Regions from separate parts of the Homo sapiens genome. Here region 1 is linked to region 2. The links are chromatin loops, found by intact Hi-C in ENCODE. Cell type or tissue: mammary epithelial cell. All regions are shown on one strand. Links, peaks and the distances in the headings refer to the core of each region. The heading gives the core; the rest is flanking DNA. Region 1 holds the start of LOC105376325 (a long non-coding RNA gene). Region 2 has its middle 6.5 kb from the start of AGPAT2.

Evidence for each region. Peaks named below come from ENCODE experiments on the same cell type or tissue, not always from the same donor. Only the 100,000 strongest peaks of a DNase experiment are listed, where the experiment ranks them.
Region 1: a loop joins it to region 2, with 6 times the contacts of the local background. A loop is called at or near these places in 22 of 110 quality-filtered maps.

The regions. Positions count from the first base shown.
Region 1 is chr9:136,642,585-136,647,940 of GRCh38, forward strand. LOC105376325 (a long non-coding RNA gene) reads right to left here and starts at 1,892. Exons shown (of 3, transcript XR_930446.4): 1 at 1,562-1,892; 2 at 1,160-1,437. LOC102724193 (a long non-coding RNA gene) reads left to right here and starts at 4,100. Exons shown (of 4, transcript XR_930443.3): 1 at 4,100-4,960. RefSeq lists a cis regulatory region at 1,739-4,448, silencers at 1,806-1,855, 2,126-2,255, 3,416-3,465, 4,076-4,265 and enhancers at 3,079-3,776, 3,777-4,473. In mammary epithelial cell, for the core only: a CTCF peak has its summit at 2,077; no DNase peak of the experiment used is centred there; H3K27me3 peaks cover 287 bases.
Region 2 is chr9:136,691,245-136,696,600 of GRCh38, forward strand. No RefSeq gene overlaps it. Among named protein-coding and RNA genes, the nearest start is that of AGPAT2, 6.5 kb to the left of the region's middle. In mammary epithelial cell, for the core only: a CTCF peak has its summit at 3,134 (motif pointing left); DNase peaks (open chromatin) are centred at 2,737 and 4,407; H3K4me3 peaks cover 160 bases; H3K27ac peaks cover 404 bases.

The sequences.
Region 1 (5,356 bases), core at 130-5,129, 49 kb before region 2:
TGCATTAATATAACTCTGTAATTGTTCACTCTTGAGCCAAGTACTATATGATAAATGCATTTCCTTTTTATAACTTTTTGTTTTTCCTGGAATTCAAAGTTGCTTCCTTTTTCACTTGCTTAGTTAGAATATTGGTTAAGTTACTGAGGCAAAGAACCAAAACAACAGGAATCTAAACATGATAGAGTTGGTTTCTCCCTCACATGAAAGTCCCGAGGCTGATGGGCTTCCCTGCCGCTCTCAACACGTGGCTGGCTCAGGACCAAAGGGGCTGCTCCACCTCTCACCATCTCCCTGCCTGCAGGAGGGAGGGAAGGGTCAACAAGAGAGTGACCCTGGCCAGGCACGGTAGCTCACACCTGTAATCCCAGCACTTTGGGAGGCCGAGGCAGGTGGATCACAAGGTCAGGTGTTCGAGACCAGCCTGGCCAATATGGTGAAACCCCAACTCTACTAAAAATACAAAAATTAGCTAGGTGTGGGGGCGGGCACCTGTAGTCCCAGCTACTTGGGAGGCTGAGGCAAGAGAATCACCTGAACTTGGGAGGTAGACCTTGCAGTGAGCTGAGATCACACCATTGCACTCCAGCCTGGGCAACCAGAGTGAAACTCTGTCTCAAAAAAAAAAAAAAGGAATAAAAGAAAAAGTAAATAAAAACCAACCACCTTCAATCTGATAATTCTGGGCAGAAAACTGAATATAGTTTGGACCAGATCTTCGAGAAAAATTCATATACACCAAATTAACTAGTTCTGTTAAAAGGCTGCTATAAAAATACACATCATCATGAGATATACAGAACTTTAGAATCCAGCTAAGAGTGGAGAAATACTGAATTTCTTAATTTATCTGGAGGGGGCTGTAAATCCAAAGGTAGAAGGGCATTTCAGCGTTCTGGCGTGTTCTGAGATTCTAGGGTATAGTATCTCCCATACACACAGAGGGCATTTTGAAGGTGGCTACGGCCAGGACACCTCGGGTGGGTTCTCCTGGAGAATGACCCTTTCTTTTAATGGGAAGATCCGGAAGTGACACCTCCCACTCCTGCTCTGGTCCCATTGACCAGAACTTGGTCACAGGCTAAGTTAGAGTCTGCAAGGAGGCTGGGAGACGTGGTCTTTAGCTGGACAGCCTTGAGCCCGGTGAAACCCCTTTTACCGTGAAATGGGAGGGCACAGCTTGGGTGACGATCAGAGGTCGCCGCGGCACGGGTGGTCCTCACCCAAGCTCTCCCACGGAGCCGCAAGGCTCGTCCCCGTGTTCTCACACGCATCAGGTCATCACTCCTTTCCATTTCTTTTCTTGAAGGCATCTCCTGGCCTCCTGGAGACTTTGCCCCACCCGTCTCCTCTGGACTGGCCACTCTGGTCACTCTGACAGCCTCCCTTCAGCTGTGACGCTGCCACTTCTTCTTTCAGTCATCACGGGAATGCCCCCTGTGGGTTTTCCACATTTGAATCCCAGAGATTCGGCAGCCGGCCCCTCCCCAGAAGATCGCGGGGACCTACTGCCCCTGCAGAATCCCTTGGCCTGCCCCAAAGCCGGCAAGCAAACCCTCACCCCAAAGCGTCTGGCATTCCCTGGTCACCTCAGGACAGCCCAGCCTGCCATCCTCCCCGATATGCAGGCCGTGCCGCCGTGTGACTCGCAGGATTCAGGAGTCAGGGGGCCAGAGTCGGCAGCCAGGCTTTCCCTGGAGGCTGTGCCCAGAGCTCCTCAGAGTGTGAAATGTGGTGACAGCGGTGCCCGCTGGCTGCTTGCAGGATCCTGGCAGTGACCCGCGGGCAGGGCCCCCCCGGACGGCCCCCTGCGGAGGGCGCAGCCTTGCAGGTGGGGTCGGAGCACAGGGTCCCAGGGTCCCAGGCCCCACTTCCCAACCAAGCCAGGTCCTCTCTCCGCCCCTCTCCTCGAATCTTAAGAGCCTTTGGAGAGAAGCCACGCAGGGCGGGACGCACAGGCTGTCAGGGTGGGAGGGGTGCGTGTCCCACGTGCAGGGAGCCCCGCCCAAGGCTGGCAGCAGCAGGGTAGAGGCCACTGGTCCGGGGCAGCTTCCGCGGGGAAACACCGCCGCGCTGTGAGCATTGGGGGAACTGCAGCCGCCGCCCCATCTGCCGGCTGCGGGTCGTTGGGGGGGCCCCATGCCAACGGCCACGGAGGCCAAGGACCCCCGGAACCCCTCGGCCTTTGTCCCAGGAGAGGCTCCTCACACCCTCGGTGCCAGGGCCCTGGGAGCCCGTGAGACCAGGGTTCTCCCTGCTCAGACTCTTCCTGTGGCCTGGAGGGGACAGTGGGGGTGACAGGCACTGACCACCAGGCAGGCAGCAGCCAGGCAGAGCCTGGGGTGTGAGGACACAGAGGTGACCAGGTGCTGAGCCCCTCCCTGATGAGCTCAGCACGGAGGTGGGAGCCCCTGACCCTTTCCCAGGGCTCTGAGTCAGCCTTGGAGAGTGTGGCGTTGAGCCTGGCCAGAGGTCAGCAGATGGCGGGCGGCTGGCGCTGGGGCCCCGGCTCTGCAGAAGGGTCAGGCCCCAGCACACCCGGGCATTTCCTGTGCAGCCCCAGATGGGTGAGGTCAGCTGAGAAGGGGAGAGGCCACAGGGGACTTCCTCTATCCTCTCAAATTAGCGGAGGCAGGGCCCCGGGCCGGGCCAGGGCCTAGGGCGGACGTGCTCTGGATATGGCAGCCTCTCCTCTCCCACCCCCCAAGGAAGCGCCACTCAGCTACAGCCCCAGCCCCAGTTGATGGGTGGGAAACTGAGGCACAGCCAGATCCACAGATGACAATGGGCCCGGTCGGCGACTGCAGGTGGCCCTGCGCTCTCTGGCCTGCAGGTCACAGGCTCCAGCCACGGCCAACAGAAAAAGACTCTCACGGCCTGGCTCACCCACTGTCAGTCAGGGACGCAAAGGTCCCTCTCACAGCAGGGCCACGACCTGAATCTAGCCACTGGGCTCAGGATGCCTCCCCGGGAGGCAAGCGAGAGCCCTGTCACCACGGAACAGGTTAGAGGGGCACAAGCCTCTGTGGGCCTCTCCCACGCCCCCCACCCCCCACCCCCCGTGCTTCTGCAGAAGTGGGGGCCTGCAGGGGCTCTGGTGCCTTCCCACAGCAGGTGTCATCAGGGCAGGAACACAGTCCCCACCGCCTACCCATGGGTTTCACGTGCTGGGGGCAGTCATCACCCCAACCTCAAGAAGCCAAGAGGACTGGATGTGGCCCCAGCACCCCACCAGCAGCCATGTCCTCCCAGGGAGGGAGCATGACTTACGCCTGGGGCAGAATAGGCTGCAGGGCCTGCTGGGAAGCCGTTCCCGGACCCCAGCTCAGTCCTCCGGCAGATTCACTCAGAGGAAGGTAGCACTGGTGACCTGGCCGGTGCTAGGCCCCCAAGCCCGCCCGCCAGCGTTCTTCAAGTCTGCACGTCCGAGGGCGGGAGGGAGCATGGACCCTGTCAGCCCCACCCTGACTGGGGTGGCCCCATATCCACCAGAGGGCAGCTGGGCCCAGTCCGGGCCATCCCCTTCGGGAGCCAGCACAGCAGGAGGGCCCCTTGTCAGCCAGAGCCTGGGTGGACGGCAGAGCCCCCGGGGCCGCCTCTGGACTGAGTTTGTGCCTCACCTAGCTGGGGCCTGACCTCGAGAGGTCACTGTTGCCCTGGGCCTCAGTTTCCCCATCCAACAGGTGGGGAGAGCGTTAGCACCCACATCACGGCGGCCCCACAGATCAGTGCAGCGTGAAGTACTCAGCTAACCCTCCAGACCCCGGAGGCTGGGCCTCCCACCCCGCTGCCCCTGACCCATCCTGCACATCTGCCCCCACCTGGCTCCGCTCGCTCCCCTTGCTCCCCTCAGCCTCCCGTCCCGCTGGGTGGGGGCCTCCAGCGCCTCCGCCTCCGCCTCCGGGCTTCCAGGCAGGAAGGCGGCGGAGAGGAGCGTTTCCGCGCAGGCTGCTGTGCTGGGAGTGCAGCCTGTGATAAGGACACACATGGCCGGCTGCACGTCCGCCTTTTGTCCCTGGCTCCCGCCAGCCCTTCCTGCTCCGGCCTGCAGGGTGGGGACTATGGGCCCGGCTGCAGCCCTCCCCCGACCCCCACCTCCACTCTGCCCCTGGCTCCACAGCCCCTGGGGTCCTGGCTGCCCTGGGGGAGTTTGAGGCCCCCAGTAGCAGCTACGGCTGGGGCCCCGGACAAACTGGGGGTGTAGGAGCTCTAGGAAATCAACCCCAGGGAGGCTGCTACGGCTAAACAGAAGCATCAGCCCCAACCCAGCAGGGCCAGATGTTCTGCTCTCCCTCCCCCAGTTTCGGCTGCCGGGAGGGTCCCCACCGAGAGTCCCCCCCGACTCCTGCACAGGCCTAGCCACAGGCTCCCTCCCGGGCTGGACCGACCACTCTCCTGCTTGAGGTCCCAGAGAGGCGCTGGCCTGGCCCGGCCCATGTGCCCCACAAACACCCCTGGCTGCTCCTCCGGCATCTGTCTTAAAGTGCCAGCCCAGCGTGAGCCCCGCATCAGCTACCGAGAGGTATCCATCCTTACCCCCGACTGCCCATGGTGCCTACGCGGCAACCTCACAACCGGTCTGCTGAGCTGGGTGGAGGAGAGGTTCCACCCACCCCAGAAGGAGTCCACTCCCATCCCCTAAACTCCAGGAGCTGCCCTTGGCTGAGGAAGGACTGCAGAGGGCACGGGGCAGGCTGAGCCCAGGGTGGCAGGGGCTGCATGGTGCCCGGGATGCCTGGCAGGAGAGAGACCCGCAGCCCAGAAGGCTTCCTCTCCAGGACTGGGGGCCCCTCAGTGCTCACACTTCCCACTAACTGCCAGCATCCCCTACAACATGGCCCACGTCTCAAGGGATTGGAAGGAGCCCCCGCAGAGGCCATCGGCACGGACTAGAATGCAACCCAGTGGGGCATCCACCGATGTGGTCAAACGCTCAGCCAAGATGGTGGGAAGCGTTCAGGTCTGAGGCATTTCTTCTTTTTCTTGAATAACACCTTTATGGCTGGCCACGGTGGCTCATGCCTGTCATCCCAGCACTGTGGGAGGCCGAGGCGGGCAGATCACCTGAGGTCAGGAGTTTGAGACCAGCCTGGCCAACATGGTGAAATGCTGTCTCTACTACAAATACAAAAATTAGCTGGGTGTGGTGGCGGGCGCCTGTAATCCCAGCTACTAGGGAGACTGAGGCAGGAGAATTGCTTGAGCCCAGGAGGCAGAGGTTGCAGTGAGCTGAGATCGTGCCACTGCATTCCAGCCTGGGAGACAGAGTGAGACTCCACCTTGAAAATAAAATAAAAATAACAGCTTTATTAAGAAATCATTTATATACCATACAATTCACCCATTTAAAATGTAC
Region 2 (5,356 bases), core at 165-5,164:
TCTCCTGCCAGGATGATGTCTGGGCTGGGAGACAGAGGACAGAGGTGGATGGAGAGGACAGGGGCGGGGAGGCATCAGGAGACAGAAGGGAGGAGACGGCCCAGGGAGGAGGGGCCCACACTGCAGTAGCCCTTCCCTGCCCAGAGCAGCTGTGCCCTATGCACGGCCTCTCGCACCCAGCACACCTGTGTCTAAGTGGAGCCTCTGAGGAGCAGGGAGCCCGGGCAAGTCGGGCTCCGTGGCAGGAAGTACCAGAGCAGACGCAGAGCTCCGGCCTCTGACGCAGCCATGGCTGGAGCTCACACAGGACCACGGAGGCCCAGAGGGTGCCTGGGTCCCAGTCCGAGAGGGGTGTGGTGTGGGGCTGAAGAGCCCAGGGTCAGGGTCAGGCAGCCCGACCCAGCGAGGAGACCCTGGGTGACCTTGGATCAGCCCTGCCTCTCTAGGCCTCAGTTTCCCTTTCGTGCAGGGTGCGTGTGATGATTCAGTGGGACCGAGGCTTGGGACGGCCCAGGCCAGCCCAAGCAAGGCAGGGATGAAGGCCCAGCCCCCAGCCTCGGCCTCACCCCATGGCTTTTTACTCACTGCTGAGGGCGGCGTCCAATCAGGCCTAGGGCCTCCAAGCCCCCTCCTCTGGTATCTCGCCTAGGGCACAGGAGGGAGGCAAGTGCCCCAGAGAATGGGCGGTTCAGGAGCCCCCTCCACTACCAAGGCTGCCCCACCCACCACAGCGGGCTCTGCTCCCTGAGCCCCTCCAAGGGCCTCCCGACTGTGGCGGGGCTTGGAGCAGCTGATCCCACTGGGGCAGAGGAGCCGAGGTCCCAACCCCAGCAAGCGGGGGCAGGGGGGCCTGGGCTGCAGTCGGCTCCTCCTTCACCCTTCCCCCAAATACCTCCAGAGCACCTATTTCCCCAGTTTCCCCACCGGCAGTGGTGTCCAGGGGCTTGGCTCTTGCAGGGTGGCCCTGGCTCTGGCCCTGCGCCCTGCCCATGATGTGGTCGGAAGGGCCTTTGGCAGCACCGGTCCAAGCCTTAGCAAACCCAACTGGGGGCTCAGAGCCGCCCCCCAATTTCGGGAGCGACTTCACCTTTCCACAGGATCATCCTCTTGGCAAGATGAGGCTGAGGCCGGGGGTTCGGGGCTCAGCATCGAAAGCCGGGGCCTGGGTGCCACAGGCCGTGACCTCTTCCACCAAATGAGAGAAACGGCAAGACCTCCAGGAAGGGCCGTCGGAGCCCAGACGAGGCTGCAGCTTCCTTTGGTGAAGCGTCCGAGGGCCGGCTCTGGCGCCTACAGGGGCTTCCGACGCTGGGTCCTTCTCAGGCTGAGCGCCGCACTCCCACGGCCACCCGGGTGGTGCACACAGTTTCCAGGGTGTCCAGGCAGCCCCCAGTGGACCTGGTGTCCACGTCCTCCTCTGAACCATGCCAGGCCTGGGCCGTGGGCATCCGTGCTGCCGTGTGGGGCAGGGGCCTGTGTCCTGGGGCCGTGTCAGGCCTGGGCTCCTGTGGGCAGAGGCAGGCGGGCTTCCCTCCCCACCCGACCGCCCACCCGTGGGTTCGCTTCCAACACCCTCTACTCTGCTCCTGGCCCATGGCAGGTGCCCCATTGGTGAGTGAATGAGTGACGGAAGGAGGGAGGAATCCGCCCTTCCGATCCCAGTGGCAGCGTGGACTGTGCAGAGCCTGGAGCCCTCAGTCGTCAGGGGCCACCTGGGAAACGACGCACCGAGAGCCTCTGGACATCCTGGGAAGGAGCGGCCTTCGGGGATGGTGGCTGGGCTTCAGCCAGCACCAGGGGCAGCCTCCGAGATCCAGACAATGGGGCAATGACTGGGACCCAGTGAGGGAGGAGAAGAGGATCTGGAGCCTGGGAACCTAAGGCTGTTTCACGCTGACTCCGTAGAACAAAATCAAATGGAAACACATCAGCTACAACAGGAAATAACCTCTCCGTTTACATAGGGCATATACCAAGTAACCAGTGGAAACCTCTGGAGCATATTTAGACCCCAGGCAGTTCTGTAACAGGGCTCCCGACCCCCTGTGCTCAGCCCGGCTCCCACTGCACTGTGGAGTGCGCGTTCATGTTCCACACGTCTCTGCCTTTGCTGCTTCCTTCTTCCGTTGCTTTGTGCATTTTGTCCAATTCTTTGTTCATGATGCCAAGAACCTGGACACCCTCTGCCGGACATGAGGCTGTGCTGACCTGCCCTCGGCTCGGCCGGCGTCTGCCCCACACTCTCCATTTTCTTCTTTTCCATCCCAGAGGGTTGGGGTGTCTGAGCCCAAGTTGAATTCCAGGTGGAGCTGTGACTTAAATGTCATCAAGGAGACTCCAGCAGGAGTCCAGAGGCCACAGTGAGGGCGGGCGCACGGCAGGCAGGGAGAGAGAGAGGAGGGCAGGACCTGGGTGAGGAGGGAACCAGAGGAGCTGCCCCGGGCGCCTAGCCCAGCTGTGCAGGTTGTGCACTGCACAAGCCTAGAGGGTGTCAGCAACACTAACTACACCTGCAGCCGTGCCTTCCGGAGCAGAGGACACAGGGCTCTGGCCTTTGACCTATACCACGCCCCTTACCACCCCAAGGCCTCAGCACAAGAGCCCTGAGTGCAGGTGAGTAGGTCAGGTCCTCTTGCCTCTGGGTAAGAGGTGAGGGTTAAGGTCCAGCAGCTCAGCCACCCAGCTCCCACCCTCCCCGCCCTGCCGCACCCTGCCTGAGTCACAGCCCCGTCTGAGTCACAGCCTTGGGCAGGTGTGGCAGACGGTGGCCATCCCTGCCGAGCTGACTGCAGCCCTGCCTGCTCCTGGGAGCCGCCTTCCGAGAGCCTGCAGGTCACCTGTGCTGCCCCTGGCAGGGTTGCCAGATTTATCAAACAAAACAAAAACCTAGGGCTCAGGTTAGATCTGCACTTCAGATTGGCAAGGAAGAATATTTTGGCATAAACGTGTCCCGTGTAATATGGGGACATACTTATACTAAAAAATGTTATTTGTTGTTTATCTGAAACTCAGATCTAACTGGGTGTCCTGTATTTCAGCTGGCGACCCCTTCCCCAGCCTAGGGCCAAGTCCAGCAAGGCCGCCCCTGGATTCTCCCCAAGGCCTCTGCGAAGGGCTGGGCAGCACTGCCCTCTGGTGGACAGGCCCCGGGATGGGGTAGGGTGGGGTGGGGTGGAGGCAGCGCCAGGCCACAGGGCAGAGGGACGGAGGGATGACGGGGGACATGTGGCCCCAGACGCGGGAGCCCACAGGAGGTCACGCCTTTGGATCTACCATCCTTCGTCCTTAAAGCGTCCCCAGGGGCACTTGCCACTTGCCATGCTCCAACCTTCCGCACAATCCGAGTCCTCTGATGAGCGCTGGGCTGGGCGGGTACCACCCCAGGAATCCGCGGCCCCTCCAATACTCAGCAGCGCCAGGCAGGAGCCTCCCAGCCCCACCCACGGGGTGCGTCCTCCGAGCAGTGGGTGCCCCCGGGCCGCTAGTGGGAACCAGCATGGAGCGGCCCTGAGACTGCGGCTCTGCCTGCATGACTGGAGCTGCACAGGCGCCTCCGAGCGTTTGAGGTGCACTGAAGTTCCTCCCCTCTGCAAGTCCACCCATCGTAGTTTCTGGGCTTGGGGAATTAGTTTTCCCTCCCTCCCTCCCTCCCTCCCTTCTCTTCCTTTCTCCTTCCCCATTCCTGCCAGTTTCTGGGTGTCCTTCATCCGCATCCCCGGCGCCCCCAGTTTGCTGTTGCTCAATGGCCAGGACCCTCCGCACAGGGCGCGATGCCTGGGGGCCCCGGGCCCTTTGCCTTCAGGGGCTCCTTCCTTGATAAAAATACATTGAAAATTATATTTTATGAGTGTGTTGGTGTAAAGACAGATACAATCTTCCACTCTAAACATTCATTTCCAGCCGGGCGCAGTGGCTCACACCTGTAATCCCAGCACTTTGGGAGTTCAAGGCGGGCAGATCATGAGGTCAGCAGCTCGAGACCAGCCTGGCCAACATGTGAAACCCAGTCTCTACCAAAAATACAAAAATTAGCCAGGCATGCTGGCAGGTGCCTGTAATCCCAGCTACTTGGGAGGCTGGGGCAGGAGAACCGCTTGAGCCTGGGAAGTGGAGATTGCAGTGAGCTGAGATCGTGCCATTGCACTCCAGCCTGGGCAACAGAGTAAGACTCTGTCTCAAAAAAACAAAAACAAAAACACTTTCTTTAAATGACATTAACCTCGCCCTGTTGTTGCTCAGTCACCTGTATAAATAAAGGCAGACACATTCTCTTGCCAGCACACTGCACTGCCCAGCACTGTGGGGCCTGGCTGGGCACAGTGCCCGGGCCCTGGGCCTTCCTCCTCCCCAGCCTCCCAGAGAACCCTGCTGAGAGCACCTGGCTGCGGCCCTGGGGCGACGTCAGGTGGCTCTGTTTTCACGCCACCTTCTTAATAAGCAGGCAGAAGCCAGGCGGGCCAGGAGAATGTGTCCTAGCCCGCAAGACAGATGGTCAAGAGGCCTGGCAGGAGCCCAGTGTCTGCCTGGTGAGACCACAGCTGGTCAGGAGCCCATCCCCACAGGCCCAGGGTCATGGTAGGCTGCACCCCCTGGGGAAAGCCTGCCTTCAGGGAGCTCGGCCTTGTGGGGGAGCCCCACACGTCCCCCCAGGCAGGCACCCGGGTCCTGATCCGTCTGAGCTTTAGGTGAAACCCCCCTTCCCTCTGTGCATCCTGCTCCATCTCCTAGGCTCACCTTCTGTCGAGGAGGGCTGAGCGTCCCCCGCGGAGTCGAGCACAGCAGGGCCAGGATCTTCTCAGGGACCCCCCGTGCCAGCTGCACGCACGGCTCTCCGCAGGGCTGGTGAACCTGTTCCCTGGAGGAATTTACACACCACGGGCTCACACGGCCAGTGCCGATGTGCACTGCTCCCCTTACGTGACATGGGACGGTGACAGGTGTTCGGCCGCCTGCTGTCTTTGCACGTCCATGTGCCCTGAGTGTCTCCGGCCAGGGCCACCTGGCACCAGCTGCTGTCTGTGCCACAGCACCGGTTCTAACCAGCCCCGCCGAGGGGCCCCGGGCGCCCAGGAAGCCACACACCAACACTCCCACCAAGGGCTGTGGGTTGCACAGACCAAGCCCAGAAGCCCACGGGAGGGCAGGAGGTGACAGATGCTGGGAGGTGAGGGTCCCTGGGGCCCCCTGGGGCCTGGCCACCGCACACCCTGTAGGACACACTAGGTCTAGACAGGTAGACTGTGATTAAAACACAATAGGAGGCCTGGAGATTCGACCTGGTGCAGAACTTCCCTGGGCGACACCAGACCCTGCAACACAGGCCCTCAGCAGATTCTCACCGCAGCCCCGACAGCAG